Regions from separate parts of the Mus musculus genome. Here region 2 is linked to region 1. The links are chromatin loops, found by intact Hi-C in ENCODE. Cell type or tissue: gastrocnemius. All regions are shown on one strand. Each heading gives the region's core, and the rest is flanking DNA. Links, peaks and the distances in the headings are about the cores only.

What was found. Peaks named below come from ENCODE experiments on the same cell type or tissue, not always from the same donor. Only the 100,000 strongest peaks of a DNase experiment are listed, where the experiment ranks them.
Region 2: a loop joins it to region 1, with 2.4 times the contacts of the local background. A loop is called at or near these places in 3 of 42 quality-filtered maps.

Annotation. Positions count from the first base shown.
Region 1 is chr10:3,349,388-3,357,726 of GRCm38, forward strand. It overlaps Gm29826 (a long non-coding RNA gene), which reads left to right. Exons shown (of 3, transcript XR_003948982.1): 2 at 2,867-3,009. Gm26752 (a long non-coding RNA gene) reads right to left here. Exons shown (of 3, transcript XR_380037.4): 3 at 7,113-7,776. Among named protein-coding and RNA genes, the nearest start is that of Gm40590, 6.8 kb to the left of the region's middle. In gastrocnemius, for the core only: no CTCF peak of the experiment used is centred there; no DNase peak of the experiment used is centred there; H3K27ac peaks cover 522 bases.
Region 2 is chr10:3,463,217-3,471,555 of GRCm38, forward strand. It overlaps Ppp1r14c (protein phosphatase 1, regulatory inhibitor subunit 14C), which reads left to right. Exons shown (of 4, transcript NM_133485.2): 4 at 173-1,759. The coding sequence ends at 247. Among named protein-coding and RNA genes, the nearest start is that of Gm29987, 15 kb to the right of the region's middle. In gastrocnemius, for the core only: no CTCF peak of the experiment used is centred there; no DNase peak of the experiment used is centred there.

The DNA of each region.
Region 1 (8,339 bases), core at 35-8,034:
AGCTATATCTGGGTCCTTTCAGCAAAATCTTGCTGGTGTATGCAATGGTGTCAGCGTTTGGAGGCTGATTATGGGATGGATCCCCGGGTATGGCAGTCTCTAGATGGTCCATCCTTTCATACCAGCTCCAAACTTTGTCTCTGTAACTCCTTCCATGGGTATTTTGTTCCCAATTCTAAGAAGGGGCAAAGTGTCCACACTTTGGACTTCGCTCTTCTTGAGTTTCATGTGTTTAACAAATTGTATCTTATATCTTGGGTATCCTAAGTTTCTGGGCTAATATCCACTTATCAGTAAGTACATATCATGTGAGTTCTTTTGTGATTGGGTTACCTCACTCAGGATGATGCCCTCCAGGTCCATCCATTTGCCTAGGAATTTCATAAAATCATTGTTTTTAATAGCTGAGTAGTACTCCATTGTGTGAATGTACCACATTTTCTGTATCCATTCCTCTGTTGAGGGACATCTGAGTTCTTTCCAGCTTCTGGCTATTACAAATAAGCCTGCTATGAACATAGTGGAGCATGTGTCTTTCTTACCAGTTGGAACATCTTCTGGACATATGCCCAGGAGAGGTATTGCAGGATTCTCCGGTAGTGTTATGTCCAATTTTCTGAGGAACTGCCAGACTGATTTCCAGAGTGGTTGTACAAGCCTGCACTCCCACCAACAATGGAGGAGTGTTCCTCTTTCTCCACATCCTCACCAGCATCTGCTGTCACCTGAGTTTTTGATCTTAGCCATTCTGACTGGTGTGAGGTGGAATCTCGGGGTTGTTTTGATTTGCATTTCTCTGATGATTAAGTATGCTGAACATTTTTTCAGGTGCTTCTCAGCCATTCGGTATTCCTCAGGTGACAATTCTTTGTTTAGCTCTGAGCCCCATTTTTAATGGAGTTATTTGATTTTCTGGAGTCCACCTTCTATATATGTATATTGGATATTAGTCCCCTGTATGATTTAGGATTGGTAAAGATCCTTTCCCAATCTGTTGGTGGCCTTTTTGTCTTATTGACAGTGTCTTTTGCCTTATAGAAGCTTTGTAATTTTATGAGGTCCCATTTGCCGATTCTTGATCCTACAACACAAGCCATTGCTGTTCTGTTTAGGAATTTTTCCCCTGTGCCTATATCTTCGAGGCTTTTCTCCACTTTCTCCTCTATAAGTTTCACTGTCTCTGGTTTTATGTGGAGTTCCTTGATCCACTTAGATTTGACCTTAGTACAAGGAGATAGGAATGGATCAATTCACATTCTTCTATATGATAACCGCCAGTTCAGCACCATTTGTTGAAAATGCTGTCTTTTTTCCACTGAATGTTTTTAGCTCCCTTGTCAAAGATCAAGTGACCATAGGTGTGTGAGTTCATTTCTGGGTCTTATATTCTATTCCATTGGTCTACTTGTCTGTCGCTATACCAGTACCATGCAGTTTTTATCACAATTGCTCTGTAGTACAGCTTTAGGTCAGGCATGGTGATTCCACCAGAGGTTCTTTTATCATTGAGAAGAGTTTTTGCTATCCTATGTTTTTTTTTTTTTTATTCCAGATGAATTTGCAAATTGCCCTTTCTAATTCGTTGAAGAATTGAGTTGGACCTTTGATGGGGATTGCATTGAATCTGTAGATTGCTTTTGGCAAGATAGCCATTTTTACTATATTGATCCTGCCAATCCATGAGCATGGGAGATCTTTCCATCTTCTGAGATCTTCTTTAATTTCTTTCTTCAGAGACTTGAAGTTCTTATCATACAGATCTTTCACTTCCTTAGTTAGAGTCACGCCAAGGTATTTTATATTATTTGTGACTATTGTGAAGGGTGTTGTTTCCCTAATTTCTTTCTCAGCCTGTTTATCCTATGTGTAGAGAAAGGCCATTGACTTGTTTGAGTTAATTTTATATCCAGCTATTTCACTGAAGCTGTTTATCAGGTTTAGGAGTTCTCTGGTGGAATTTTTAGGGTCAGTTATATATACTATCATATCATCTGCAAAAAGTGATATTTTGACTTCTTCCTTTCCAATTTGTATCCCCTTGATCTCCTTTTGTTGTTGAAATGCTCTAGCTAGGACTTCAAGTACTATGTTGAATAGGTGACCACCTGTATTCTTAAACCACTGAGCCATCTCTCTACCTGCCCCTCCCACAACTCATCCTCTGAATGCGGGAAATGTTTGTGAACTCCTTGACTTTTTTCCTACACACTTCGGGAGTTCTACACAATGACCATATATTTTTTTTTTAGAAGGTGGCATCGCTTACCACAGGGAATCACAGTGAAATGTAATTTGATTTATATCTCCAAGGCTTACGCTGGGCCAGGCCCCAGGATAAAGAGTCATACTAGTAATTTCAAGGAATCTTTCCAATACCATGTGAGATACTATATTTACACCAGTTTTCATGTGAGGAGACTTGAGGCTGGGAAAACATCTTCCCTAGATTAACCAACTACAGAGTGATGGATCCCAGACACACATCCAGTGCCTAGACTAGTAAAGATCACTGCATTACTTGAGGTGTTTGTTTATCTGTTTGTTTTCAATGTAGCTGTTTCTATATATGCCAAGAAAAGCCCCCAAAACAGAAATTGGAAATACTCACCAAAACATGTAACTGTGTCTTGAAGCCTATATTCTTGCCTCTTTGTTTGAGAGTGGGGTACAAAACGTGTGGCTCAATCTCATAACTTATCCCAGGGTAGAGACCCTTAAGCACTCACCCAAGATCTGAGCTTGCCTTGCCTCCCTGCACTGGGTCCCAGGTCTCTCTGCCATTAGGAATGGCCCAACTTATTGGGCGGAACAGATACTTGTCATCCTCTGCTTGGCCCATGAAGATGCATCCTGTGCTATCTTCCAGGCTTGTGTCTCCTGGTGAGTTGATTTCAGCACCCAGTCTGACCTTCAAGTGACCTAAACTTCAGCATGAAGACTTGATGGCACAGAGCTCCCAGGAACAGATAAAAAAGTGGAGAAGGGCTGTTGACTTCTCTGGATTAACAGGTAAGCACGGAATGATGGCCCACCATGGTGGAACTGTTATGTATTTTGGGCATCTGCTGCAGCACTCAGCTTGTGCTAATGAACACAGTTACTGGCAAAGCAGCAGGTGGAGGAGTAGAGCATGAGACACCCAGACCAGATGAGACGAGTGCTCCATAGAACCTGGGCATGCTCTGCTGATGCTGCTACTTACTTCCCAGAAAACAAACGTAGTTATTCAAGGTTTTCTGACTTATCACTTTATGCCAAAAGGGCCAGCTATCTAGCTATAGCCTATCTATAGTCCATACATAAACATGATTGATATATTCATATATTCATATATTACCATATCACATTTGCTAATGGTCTTCATTATCTAAGTTCCCTAGAGACCATTGTTTTTTCGAATGTGCATGCAGAAATTTGTTAAGACCTTGGATGTTCGGTAAAAGCAAGCCATTAGTCTTGATCTTACAAACACAATTCGATTCCTGGCCTTGGTCTTAAATGTCTCTGAAATGTCATTTCTTTTCTGAATACTCTGTGTCTAGGGGAATGTCTCCAAAGATGGCTTTTACAGCAAACAGACACTTCAGCCTTTCAATGAAGCTCAGGGTTCCTTCTAATTTGTTGCAAACACTCAGGATCCTTCTGAGGAAGACAAGCTTGAATTCTCTGTTCTTCTTACAATACAATTGTTCACACCTTGTTCACAGTGTGAAGCTGAAAAGCTGCTAGCTCTTGCCCGGCTGGGACCAGCCATGCCTTGCCTCAGAACTTGCTGAGACTGAGAATCAGGTTTGTTTTGATTTTGATATAGCATCTCTCATACAATAGTCTAAATTGGCCTGTACTTTCCTAGGTAGCCCAGGTTAGGCTTGAACTTAAGATTGCATTGCTCAGGCTTCTCAAGTGGTTAGATTACAGGTTTGGGGCATGGTGCCTGGTTTAGAAAAATCAGATTTATGAGGAAGGCTGTTAAGGGATAGAATCTGGCTGTGGAGACACATGAGTGGCTGTGACAAAGAGGGCTCTGATCTGCAGAGGCACATGGAAACTTCCTTGTCTAGATGTGATGGGGATACATCATGCCTGCATACAGGAGACTTTGTACACATGAGAATCATGTTGATGAAATGCCACATGACACATAGCTACAGTGGCCTACTGCCTTTACAAGTGCAATTTGGCAGATGTTCTAGTTTCATTTCTATTGCTGTGATTAAAATAAAACAAACCAAAAAAAGCCCCCCAAAACAAACAAACAAACAAAAACCAAAAACCCAAACAAACAAAAACCCAAAACAAATAAACAAACCCCCCAAAACAACAAGACCCCACTGTGTTCTACTTTCCTTTCTGATTCTGTGACCACAACTCAGGGAAGTTTAGTTGGCTTACACTCCAGGTCACAATCCATCACTGATGCAAGCCAGAACAGGAACACAAGTAGTAACTGAGGCAGAGACCATTGGAGATGCTGCTTACGAGTTTGCTCACTGGATTCTGTTTAGCTTTCTTTTACAACCCAGGCTCAGCTGCTCTGGGACAGGACTGTCCATAGCGGGTTGGGCTCTTCTCAGTCCAACATCTGTCAAGACAGTGTCACAGACATGGCCCTAGGCCAGTTGATGGAGAGAATATTTCATTTGTGACTTCTTCTTCTTGAGTGACTCAAGGGTTGTGTCAAGTTGACAGTAAAAATTAACCAGGGTAGCAGGCTGTCTTCCAAACTTCCCTTGTATCTGTGCAAGGTGATTCAAGGATTAAGCAATGGTTATAAAAATGAAGTCCTTAAAACACTGGGTGGCATTTCTCCAGGGCCATATGAGGGTTTTCATATGTAGTATTGATATTTCCCTTAAATATTGACTTCTAGAATATTGAAGTGATTCTTAATGCCTTTCTCTTAACAAACCAAACAGAGAAAAGAATATAAAACCATTATAGCTTATAGAGATAACATTTTTTTAGTCCAAATGGCATTTGGTGTTTAAATGTCTTTATTTTTAAATTAGCATATATGGTCATGAATTTATTCATTATACCTGCTGCTTGCCAAATGTCATGCTAAGTACTGGGAATTCCGTTCTAATACAATAAGCCAAATCCATTATGCATTTTTTCTTCTGAGGTCTTATGGTATAAATCATGTGTTAAAACTACTTTTTTTGTCTTTAGCTCCACAAAATTTTTTCAGAGACCATTTGGCTTAATATTTTAAATCTCTAAGCTTTGACAAGCTGTCTCAGACATGTCAACTGCAGCCTGAGGGCCACACATGTTCCAGCATAGCTATGAATACAGTCCGACTGTAGAGGATACTTTCATTTGGTAATGTCAAAAGGTTGGACACCCCTGACTTCTTGTCCTTTGAGACATTTAAAAGATTATTATAATATTTAGTGTGTGTGTGTGTGTGTGTGTGTGTGTGTGTGTGTGTGTATGTTGAGGGGGTACTCATGCCATAGTACATGTGTGGAGGTCAGAGGACAACTTGTAAGATCCAGTTCTCTCCTTCCACCATGCAGTCCCAGGGATTGAACTCAGGCCATCAGATCAGGTTTGGGCAGGATCTGACTTTACTCACTGACCCAGAACCTTTTTAATCACTTATTTTAATTGTCAAGACTGGTGGGTTCCATTATGCCATTTCCATATGTACATGCAATGTACTTCTGTCACACTCGTTCAGTTCCTAGTGGCCCCTCTCAGTGAGCTCTGCCTTTCAAGGACTTTTCTTTAACATACTCTGAGGTCCAGAGGTCATGAGGCCCAGAGCTCAGTGTCTATTAATTATGGCTGAACTTCCAACTCGTGTGGGAATTGATCATTTTTCAAGTTAGACTTTCAGCTGACCTGCAGCTGTAAGATGGTTCCTAATCTCAGCACGCTATTTTGTGTCCATTTCCTTCATTCTGTATGAAGAGTAAAGTGGGAAAAGTCAGCCACCTAGAAGCCATGCCTTCTGCCTTGAAAAGTGTTTACAGTGGGGCTGCCTCCCTCCCATTAGGAACCATGGCTGACAAACATTGATGCCCACAGCTTGTGATTCCTTGATGGTCCTGGACAGAGCCCTACAGATCAGAAAGATTGCCAGCCTTGAAATGATGGAGCAAGGGAAATGCAGGAAGGTCAGGATTGTGAAAAACTGCCAGGTCCATCAAGGAATCACAAGAGCAGTGCTGGGGGATGGAACAGTTAGAGCCTGAGGACAAGAGATGTCTCAGAAGGTCACAAGAGGGACCCACTTCACTTACACACAGATTATCCCTGGGATATGGACCAGTCCAGATCTACCTTCCAGGTTCAGCAATTGCCGATGGTCTGGCCTATCATCCCCATGTAGCATATGGCTTGTCCCGTGCCTGCCTGCTTGACCTTAAAGGACAAACCAGGGAACACTGCACAGTAAGTAGGTAAGCTTCTTAGAGTTCCTCAGAAACACTGAATCATGCATCTCCTAGAGCTTTCCTTTCTGGACCCAATGGCGGCTGTTCTCACTGTGACTCTGATATGTATGTTGGACAGTTTGGGGATGCCTTGAGTCTCCTGATCATCATGCTCTGGTGTGTTTCTGGGTTTTTCAGTCCAAAAACCCCTGTCTCAGTTCCTGAGTGCTCAGACAGCCAGAGGGCATCTGTGGAATATTTTATAATCTCTCTTTCTGTGGGTTGGGCGGTCAGGGCAGAGGACACTTCCCTTTACCCAGAATTCCACAGCATATTGCCTTGCTGTGTATCTAACCTGTGTCCACTGCTTGCTTCATTACCAAGCTGATCCATTTTTGCCGTATTATGACGGCAGTGTTATACTTTGGTCTATTTTCCGTACAATATGTATTTGACATACTGCAAAAGAGTTTTTTTTTTTCTTCTGTTATCTCTAGCATGGAGACAGGAGAACAATTATTTGCATTTTAACACATTATGATTTCTAAGATCAAAGTAATCCGACATGCAGGATTGTGACAGACTATTCTCTTAGGTATCTTTAAAAATTGTTTGTGAATTTTACTCATACATGTAATATATTTTGATCAAATCTACCTCCTGTGCCTTCCCTCCCAACTCATCCCCCTACCCTTCCACCATATTCCATCCAAATTTAATACTGCCCCTCCCCCAACATCGATCCAACTACTCCACTTAGTGCTGCCTTTATACACGTAGTATAGGATCATCTCTTAGACCATGGGTAACCTCTCAGGGATCACATCTTTGAAGAAAACTAACTCTTCCAACAGCAGCCATCATTTGTCAATAATTTCTCAGCTAGTTGCGTTTGTTTTTAAGATATAAGATTATATAAGAATACTTAATAGAATGATGATAACCAAGATGTTTTTACCTTTCCAAAAGATTCACTAGTAGGGCTGGAGAGGTAGCTCAGTGGGTAGAGGTATTATTTCTCAATCTTGATGACCCCAGTTTGATCCTGGAACTCATATCACAAGCTGGATTCATGGTGTGCACCTGTCACTCCAACACTCCATTGGTGGGATGGGAGGCAGATATAGGAGAGTCACCGTGAAGTTAGCCTGGAGGACACCGTGCAGCAGCAGTGACATGGGAGACCCTGCTCACAGGGCAGAAGGTAGGAACTCATGCCTGACAGTTGTCCTCTGACCTTCACATGCATGTTGTGGGACACTGACCCATGGGCATAAACGGATAAAGGCTTATGGGAAGATGGTGGTGCTGGTGGTTCTACTGCTGGTGGTGTTGCTGCTGGTGCTGGTGATGGTGCTGGTGCTCATGCTGGCAGTGATACTGATTCAGGTTTCTGCGGGGTAAAGACACAGAGGAGAGAGTATTTAGGAGAGGGAGGGAGAAATGAGAATAGTGTTTGGATAATATAGTTGTCACCCAAAAGATTGTCCCTAGTGGTCTAGGATACTGGTCCTCAATCCTAGCTGCATAGTGGAATAGCCTGAGAATTTTCAAATGACAATATGTCAAGATCCCATATCCCATTCATTAGAGAGCATGGGGCTGTTGGTTACTGATGTAAGTTAAGATTGTAGCAGTTCAGAATACAGAGGAGGAGGAAGAAAGCCCCACTGTCAGTCATTAAGGACAGTTGGTGACTCCACATTTGGAGCTCTAAGAGCAATCTCTATCAGAGAGGGTTTGGTGTGTATTTCTCTAAGGCTTGTTGTCCCCCAAAGATTTTCTCAGGGAGACAGCATGATTTACCAAACCAAGCTAGCATGTGTGAATAGTGGTTTTGTATGGCTATAAACTTGAGACTCCAACATAAAGGCACAGCTCCAGAACTGAGAGGGGATGGGATCATTTTAGTGGGATCTTACAGATTAAAGGGTCAGCAAATGAAAAATAAGATCC
Region 2 (8,339 bases), core at 111-8,110, 110 kb after region 1:
GAAGTTTAAGCATTTCCTGTTTTCCTAAAATCCCTTTCTCATTTTACATTGGAGTTTAACACATACAAGGGCATTCATTAACTTCAGCTGAAATCAGTTACTCTGGGCACATTCTCAAGCCCAGGCTTTAATAATGTGGCCCCTTGTACTGACTTCCTTGATGTCTTTTTAGGAATTCATCAGAGAGCTGCTCTCCCGGATAAGAGGCATGAGGAAGCTGAGCCCTCCGCAGAAGAAGAGCGTATGATTTCACTACAGGGTAAAATTCTCTCGGCGATGAAGAAAGCAACCTGGGATTTGGACCCCACAGATACTTTTCTTAAAAAAAAAAAATAACCATAGTTGTCTTTTACAACAACATTTTTTGGTGTGTATGTGTGTGTGTTGGGGGGTAGACATTTATTCAAAAGTGTTTCTTCTTTTGTTGTTTTTAAAGGGTTTTCATTACTGTAATATTTTAATGGCAAAGCTACTACAACTTGGACTGTAGCCCAACCAAGAACTATCAAAGCAGGTACATCCACAAGGATGGACAAGGCCAGGTGTGTTTTCTGTCAGGACTCGGCTGTAATTTAGGATCTCACAATACAGGGAAGATGGTTTTCTTATGGTCAGTTTGGTAAGACGTTTTAAGTTGTAAATTTGACTTCAATGTCAAAGCTATCTCATGCTTGTATATATCTACAGACACTAAGTTAAAACTAGAGATGTGAGCTTTGTATCAGGTTCATGAAATAAGCCTGTGCTTCCCTATTAGATGTGGTCACAACACACGTGCTTTCAAAAGGTCTCCAGACATTCTTCAGACAAATGTCGTCCACCTTCAGCATCCACTTTCTGCAACAAAGTGAAAGAATTCAGTGTGTTTGTCATTACAATGAGCCATACTGCATATGTGTTGAGTTGGTCAAGGGCTTAATTCATAAATTTTATTATTTCATTGGTTGAGATGCTTTGCCAGGTCATGTACTTATTGCCTCATTGTGGTTTTTTAAAGTTGTATGAACTCTTAATTTTGAAAACCAGCCTGATTGATAAAGAAATACCTACACTTTTTGAACACAGTTTTGCAATCAGAAAAGGAAGCCCCAGGTAGCAACATGTTCTCTGCTTTCAGTGTAATACACTGTATTAGCTTTGTCCATGAAAGCAGGTCAAAAGGAAACCAATGGGTTGAGCTTCCTTTTTAGAAGCAGATTCTGGCCTCTTCTGTGCCAGTACCATCAGTCCAGAAGTGTGAACTGAGTGTTGCGAAATGTAGAGATGGAAGACCCCTCAAGACCTTTGTTGGTTTAGAAGTCTGGTTTCATCTCTGGTTTCTCTCAGTGGTTCATGGTCCTGATTGTGACCTTGATTTCCATGTTAGGAGCTAGGTCTGATGACCTACCCTAACCCTACAGCTACATACCAGCTCTTTGAGTAGAATTAAAATTCATATGGGATGTAGGCAGGGTAAAAGTTGAGTAAAAGCCCTACCTTCCTTCCTTCCTTCCTTCCTTCCTTCCTTCCTTCCAGGAAGCCCCTGCTGCCTCCCCCTGGAAACCCTGCCTGCCGTGAGAAGTCTCCAGGTGGCCCTGTCTGAAAACAGGGACCAGGCAATTTATATCAAGGGTGCTTTGAACATATTTTATTTTTTAAAAGAACTATGTTTGTGAATTTTCCGTATACTGGCAAGCTTTTGAAAATGTATTTAATTTTGTAATGTTTACCAATGATTTATTTACAAGCTATTTACTCAAATAAAGGGAGCTGCTTACAAGCTTGTTTTTGTGTATGTCAGTAGAACATACTGGGGGGGAGGGTGTTTGATATGTTCTCTGCAGATGGGAATCCCAAGCACCCGTGGAGCTAGCCTCTTATTGCCCAAGTACGTGCGAGTATTTAATCCTGATGCTTTTCATCAGAGGACCCAGCCATGTTCTTGAATTAAGAAAAAAATAAGATGAACATTGTGTGTTCAGCACTGCTTGCTCCTATTTCAACTCTCTCCCAAGCTGTACTCTATTCACTTCAGTAAAACTTTCCTTTCCCACTGGAGAGAAACCTATAAAAAGATCTCAAATTACTAAAGCATTTCAGGTATTAATAGACTGCCATGCATGGTAAGAGCCAGGGAAATGGGATAGGTGCAGGATTTCTACCAGGATTCACCAGCCCAAGTGATGAAGATGAAGGAGTTTGTTTCCCTGCCCTCAAAATCCCTCATCCCATTTGTATACACTCTGGCCTTCCTTCCTGCCCTTGCTCAGTGGCATCACCAGATTTCCTGGGTGATCCTGGTAGATGCTGGGCCAAATCTTGGTCCCTATCCTTCCCTAAAACCGAGTCACCTAGCTTATCTAATACCTAGTAAGTCTGTCCATGGAGAGCCTCGCTAGATTGCTACAGCCATCTTAGAATGGGCTTTTCCGTGTCCAGGCTTAACTCTTTCTGCTGTTCCTATCCAGGAGTCAGAATGCTCCAGTCATTTCTCTTTTCCTAAAAGCTGACGCCTTATCATTCCCTAGGAAGTACTGGTCCTTGCCTCATTGCTTCAACTTTTGCTTCTGTTCTTTGCTCTTGAGTTCTTAGGTTTTCTGAACTATCCCCTATGGTTTTCTCATGAGAGGTTTGTAAAATATTTTACCTGAGCCTAAACCATCCTCTCCACCTCTGTTGAGGCTCTGTTGAGAGAGAGCTGGAATAGATTTCCCCAGACCTCCAGAGGGTTCATACATGGTGCATCATGTACTCCATCACGACAATGTATCTGCAATGTTACGACTGCTTGCCCATGTGTGTGTCTATCAGACTAGGCCCTGAGATCCTCAGTCTGGGGAGTGGAATGTAACTTAGCATCCATGCCTATGCCTGGCTTATAAAAAAGGTTGGCAAGTGTTGACAATTCTTCCAGAAAACACTTTTCTCCCCAGCTAGGGTGTTGGTTCTAGGATCTGAACCCTAGATCTGAGTATATAGTTAAATCACGTGAGAAGCTTAAAACAACACAGGCACATAGAAATTTTGCTGTGAATCTTTCTTTTTAAAATAACAAAGCTAAAAATATATTTACTTTATAATCCAGCTGACTCACCCCAGGGTATGTACCGAAAGGAGCTGAAATCAGCACTGTTTTGCAACAGCTAAGACATGAGTAACCAACATGTCTGTCAACAGGCAACAAAGAATAAGATCTTGACTTATGCCACAAAATGGACAGAAGTGCAAGGCATTATACTGAGCCAAAGCAGGCAGAGAAAGACAAAACCACAAGCTTGCTCATGTGTGCAGAAACTGAAAATGTCGATCTGACATCAGAGGGTTTGGCTACACTGGTATGGGATGGAGTTGAGTGTGTGCTGTAAGCTTCTTCAGGTATATCGTGTGGAAGGATTCTTGTCAACTGTACAGGTACCACATATGTATAAGAGCATATGTGCCTACATAATATGAATAATCTGTCTTCACTTGCAGTTTAAGAATAGTAAGCTCAGGAAACCATTTGTTTGCTGGGTCATGGTTCATCAGCTATTAAAGACCAAACAGAATTTGAGCTCAGGGAAAAATCTGGTGTGACCAGATCAGTTCTTGTCAAATTCCTAAATGACTGGTCATGGTGGTAACTGGACACCGTCTCTGTCACACCTGGTTGTGGGGAAATGACTTATTGTTTTTCACTGTGGTTTGGTAGCAGCAAATAATCACCTTGGTACCCAGCATAGTTTTCTGAGGAGCATTACTTACTCAAAGGTCCTCCCTTGAATCTGATTTTCTGTTTCAAGCACACGTTTGTTTCCTTTAGAGATGAAAATACAGTTCACCCATCTCATTTTACCTAAATAAATAAATAAATAAATAAAGTAAAGTTTTAGTTCAAGTAGATCTATAGGATCCTCAAGCAATTGAAAACTGAGAAAAATACATTATGGTCATGGAAGAGAGATCAGGAAGGAAGAGAAAGAGTGAGAATGATGGAGGAAGAACAACATAGAGACTGTGACCCAATAGAAAAACAGTGAGGCATTCAGAGACACGTGAATGGCTGAGTAAGAGGGGACCCACACTGCCTTCACATCATGAGAATGTCGACAGCTAATGCAGATAAGAAACCAGAGCCAAAAGCCTTGGAGCCGAGAGCCATACTGGAAACCATATCCCAAGAACAGGTCGGGTGGAGCTTGGGGGCCTGTTCCATGCCTCAGAACTCAACTTGATTGGATTTCCTGCTGTCCTTCCTTCTTTCTTTCCTTCCTTTCCCCTTCCTTCCTTTCTTCCTTCCTTCCTTACCTACCTCATCCTCCAATGTCCACTTTTCCACTTTCTTTCTGTGGATACACCTTCTCTCCATGATGCTGTTCTAGGAATGAATACCATCTGCCCAAAAGAAAGCCTGGCCAGCCTCCCCATCTTCCAAGTCTTGAAAGTATATGCTGCCTACTACAGGCGTGAGTATTGACTTTCCTTTTCCTCCCGTGATCAATTCTTTCCACAGGTTCTCAACAGTAAACATTCTGCTTCATTTTATTTTATTTTTTGTTTTTGTTTTTTGTTTTTTTAAGATTTATTTATTATTTATTATATGTAAGTACACTGTAGCTGTCTTCAGACACACCAGAAGAGGGAGTCAGTTCTTGTTACAGATGGTCGTGAGCCACCATGTGGTCGCTGGGATTTGAACTCTGGACCTTCGGAAGAGCAGTCGGGTGCTCTTACCCACTGAGCCATCTCGCCAGCCCAACATTCTGCTTCATTACTGCTTCTATCCACTATCCAGCATCCTGTCTAGCTCACTGCCTTAGTTAGGGCTTCCCCTACTGTGAAGAGACACCATGATCAAGGCAACTCTTATAAAGGACAATGTTCAATTGGGACTAGCTTATGGGTTCAGGGGTCCAGTCCATTATCATCAAGGCAGGAAGCATGGCAGCATCTAGGCAGGCATTGTGCTAGAGAAGGAGCTGAGAGTTCTACATCTTATTCCAAAGAGAACCAGGAGAAGGCTGACTTCCAGGCAGCTAGGAGGAGGGTCTCAAAGCCGACCCTGAGAGTCACACACTTCCTCCAACAAGACCACGCCTACTCCAACAGGGCCACAGCTCCTAATAGTGCCAATCCCTGGGACAAACAGATTCAATCCACCACATTCTGCTCTCTGACCCCCATAGGCTGGTTCAAACATATAAATCTATGGTGGGGGAGGGGAGGCATACCTAGCCATAGCATAATGCAAAATACATTTGTCTGTCTTCAAAAGTCTCATAAGTCTCAACAATGTTAAAAGTCCAAGGTTCAAAGGCTCTTCTGAGATCCATCCAATCATTTATTTGTAAGTCTCTATACAATAAAAATCAAAATACAGATCACATACCTCCAATATCACAGGATATACATTGCCATTCGAAAATGTCATAGTGAGAAAATACTGGACTGAAGCAAGACCACAAACCAGCTGGGCAAACTCCAAACACTGCATCTCAACTTCTGATATAAAAGTGCTCTTCTTATCTCCAACTCCTTTCATCTTTGTTGACTGCAACAAACTTCTTTCTCTTGGCTTGTTTCTACACTCTGTTAGCAGCTTTCCTTGGCAGATATCCCACATCTCATATATCTTGGGGTATCCAAGGCAACTTCAACTTTATTCCTTCCTTTTTGAATTTATGGGATCCGCACATGATCTTCTGGATTCCTCCAAAACGCTTGGCTCACTTCCCTAGCTTTGCCCAGTGTAGCACTCTAGGGTCATGGTACCGGCATCTCTAATATGTTGGTGTCTTCTGATACAATTAGGCTTCACCAATGGCCTCTCATAGGCTTTTTTTTTTTCATGATAACAAGGCTCAATTTCTTTACATGAACCTTTTGGCACTAGAGATCAAATGCAAATGAGGCTTTACTTTCAACAACTGCCTTCCCTGTCCTCTCACAGTGCAAAAGCTTAGCTGCTTTCCATGGTCTCTTCATACCTTCAAAACCAGTACCACCTGGGTGATTCTTACATGTTCCCAACACCAGCTATAGCACGAGGTTCAACATTGGCTATCTTTGGAGCACAGCTTCTTTATGCTCTTAGAGAATACTTCCCAGAAGATTTTAACTCAATAATGCTTGTCTCTTCCTAATCACCACTAATTTCCTAGCACCAGCTAGCCAGCATCAATTGTTCCAGTAGTCTCTTTTATTTTTGACTCTAAAGCCAGAACCACATGGCTGAATCTGCTTAGTTCTGCTGCTTGCTGGGGCGAGAATATGGCCCCCTTGTTCTATTACATTATCATCAGCCTTCTGTTTTTCAGCTCCTTCACTACCTAAGCTTGGCTGTCCTGGAACTTGCTCTGTAGACTGACCTTGTACTCAGAGATCTGATTGGCTCTGTCTCCTCTGGTGAAATTAAAGTTATGTATCATCATGCCTGGACTTAAGCTTTTCTCCACCTGGAACTCTCTCTGTACCAGGCTACCCTTAAACTCAGAGATTTCCTTGCCTATCTCCTGGGATAAAGGTGTGTACCACCATGCCTAGGCTTATGCTTTTCATGGCCACTGCGCCTCAAGATCCAAAACAAAAGCCTATATTCTCCATTTCTGGATTGCAGTTCATTCTAGATTAAAAGTCCAAATGAAAACAATAACTAAATAATGATAACACCTAACATGATATACCTATTCTTTGTTCAATGGGTGGGATCTCACCACTCCCTTAATTTCATTTAATATTCCTGAACATGGGATTTAGCTTCATTCCATTTCCTGGTGCCCCGTTACTCTTTGAAACATATATTTTGTATTTTTTCCTTTCTAAGCTTGTCATGATTGATTGAAACATTCTTCATGCTAGTAAACCAGAGGACAAAGACTATTCTGGACTTTTCTGATGTTTCCTTTGTTGATGCAGTTAAAATAAATCTCTTTACCTTAGCCTCAGGCAGACTCTTCAGACAAAGGCAAAAAGCAGCAACATTTTTCACCAAAACATCATAAGAATGTTTCCAGAATTCAAATCACCCTCAGCACCAGTATTCCTACTAGATGGTCCATTAAGTTCCACTTAAAGTATTCCATAGCCTTCCAAATCCAAAGTCCCCAAACAAAAGCATGGTCAGGCCTGTCACAGCAATATCCCAGTCCCTGGTTCCAATTTCTGTCTTAGTTAGTGTCAAAGTCAGAGTTTCTATTCCTGCACAAACATCATGACCAACAAGCAAGTTGGGGAGGAAAGGGTTTATTCAGCTTACACTTCCATACTGCTGTTCATCACCAAAGGAAGTCAGGACTGGAACTCAAGCAGGTCAGGAGCTGATGCAGAGGCCATGGAGGAATGTTCTTTACTGGCTTGCTTCCCCTGGCTTGCTCAGCCTGCTCTCTTATAGAACCAAGACTACCAGCCCAGAGATGGTCCCACCCACAAGGGGCCTTTCCCCCTTGATCACTAATTGAGAAAATGCCTTACAGTTGGATCTCATGGAGGCATTTCCTCAACTGAAGCTCCTTTCTCTGTGATAAATCCAGCTGTGTTATGTTGACACAAAACTACCCAATACAGTTAGGGTTTCCATTCTTCTGAAGAGACACTATGACCAAGGCAACTCTTATAAAGGACAACATTTAATTATAACTAGCTTACAGTTCAGAGGTTCTGTGCACTATAATCAAGGCAGGAAGCACGGCAGCATCCATCCAGGCATAGCACTGGAGAAGAAACTGAAAGTTCTACATCTTGTTCTGAAGAGAAACAGGAGAAGACCTACTTCCAGAGAGCTAGGAGGAAAGTCTCAAAGTCAACTCCCACAATAATACACTTCCTCCAATAAAGCTATACCCATTCCCAGAAGACCAAAGCTACTAACAGTGCCATCCCCTAGGCCAAGCATATTCAAACCACCACACTCATTAAACAAGCAAATTAAAACAACAACATGAGATCTTGGGTCCCAGATCCCTCAGACACTAGTCTGCTCAGGTGAGAGTGTGGACTACAGAAGCAACACAGCTTCTGGGACAGACCCCATTTTGGGCTCCAGACATCTGGGCACCTTTCCCACCAGAGGAGAGGTGTCTGCCCGGGAGGACACTTTCAGAGCAGGTGAGGAAGCCATCTTGGGTCTCAGGTCCCTCAGAGACTAGTCTATGCAGGTCAGCTCACGGACTGCGAAGGGTGAGCGAGTGGATTGCATAAGTGACACAGCTTCTGGGACAGGCAGAAGCAACACAGCTACTGGGACAGACCCCGTTTCGGGCTCCAGACATCCGGGCACTTTCCCTGCCAAAGGAGAGGTGTCTGCCGGGGGGAACGGGGGGGGGGGGCTCTGGCCACCAGAGCAGGTGAGAGAGCCATCTTGTGTCCCCTGTCCAACGGAGACC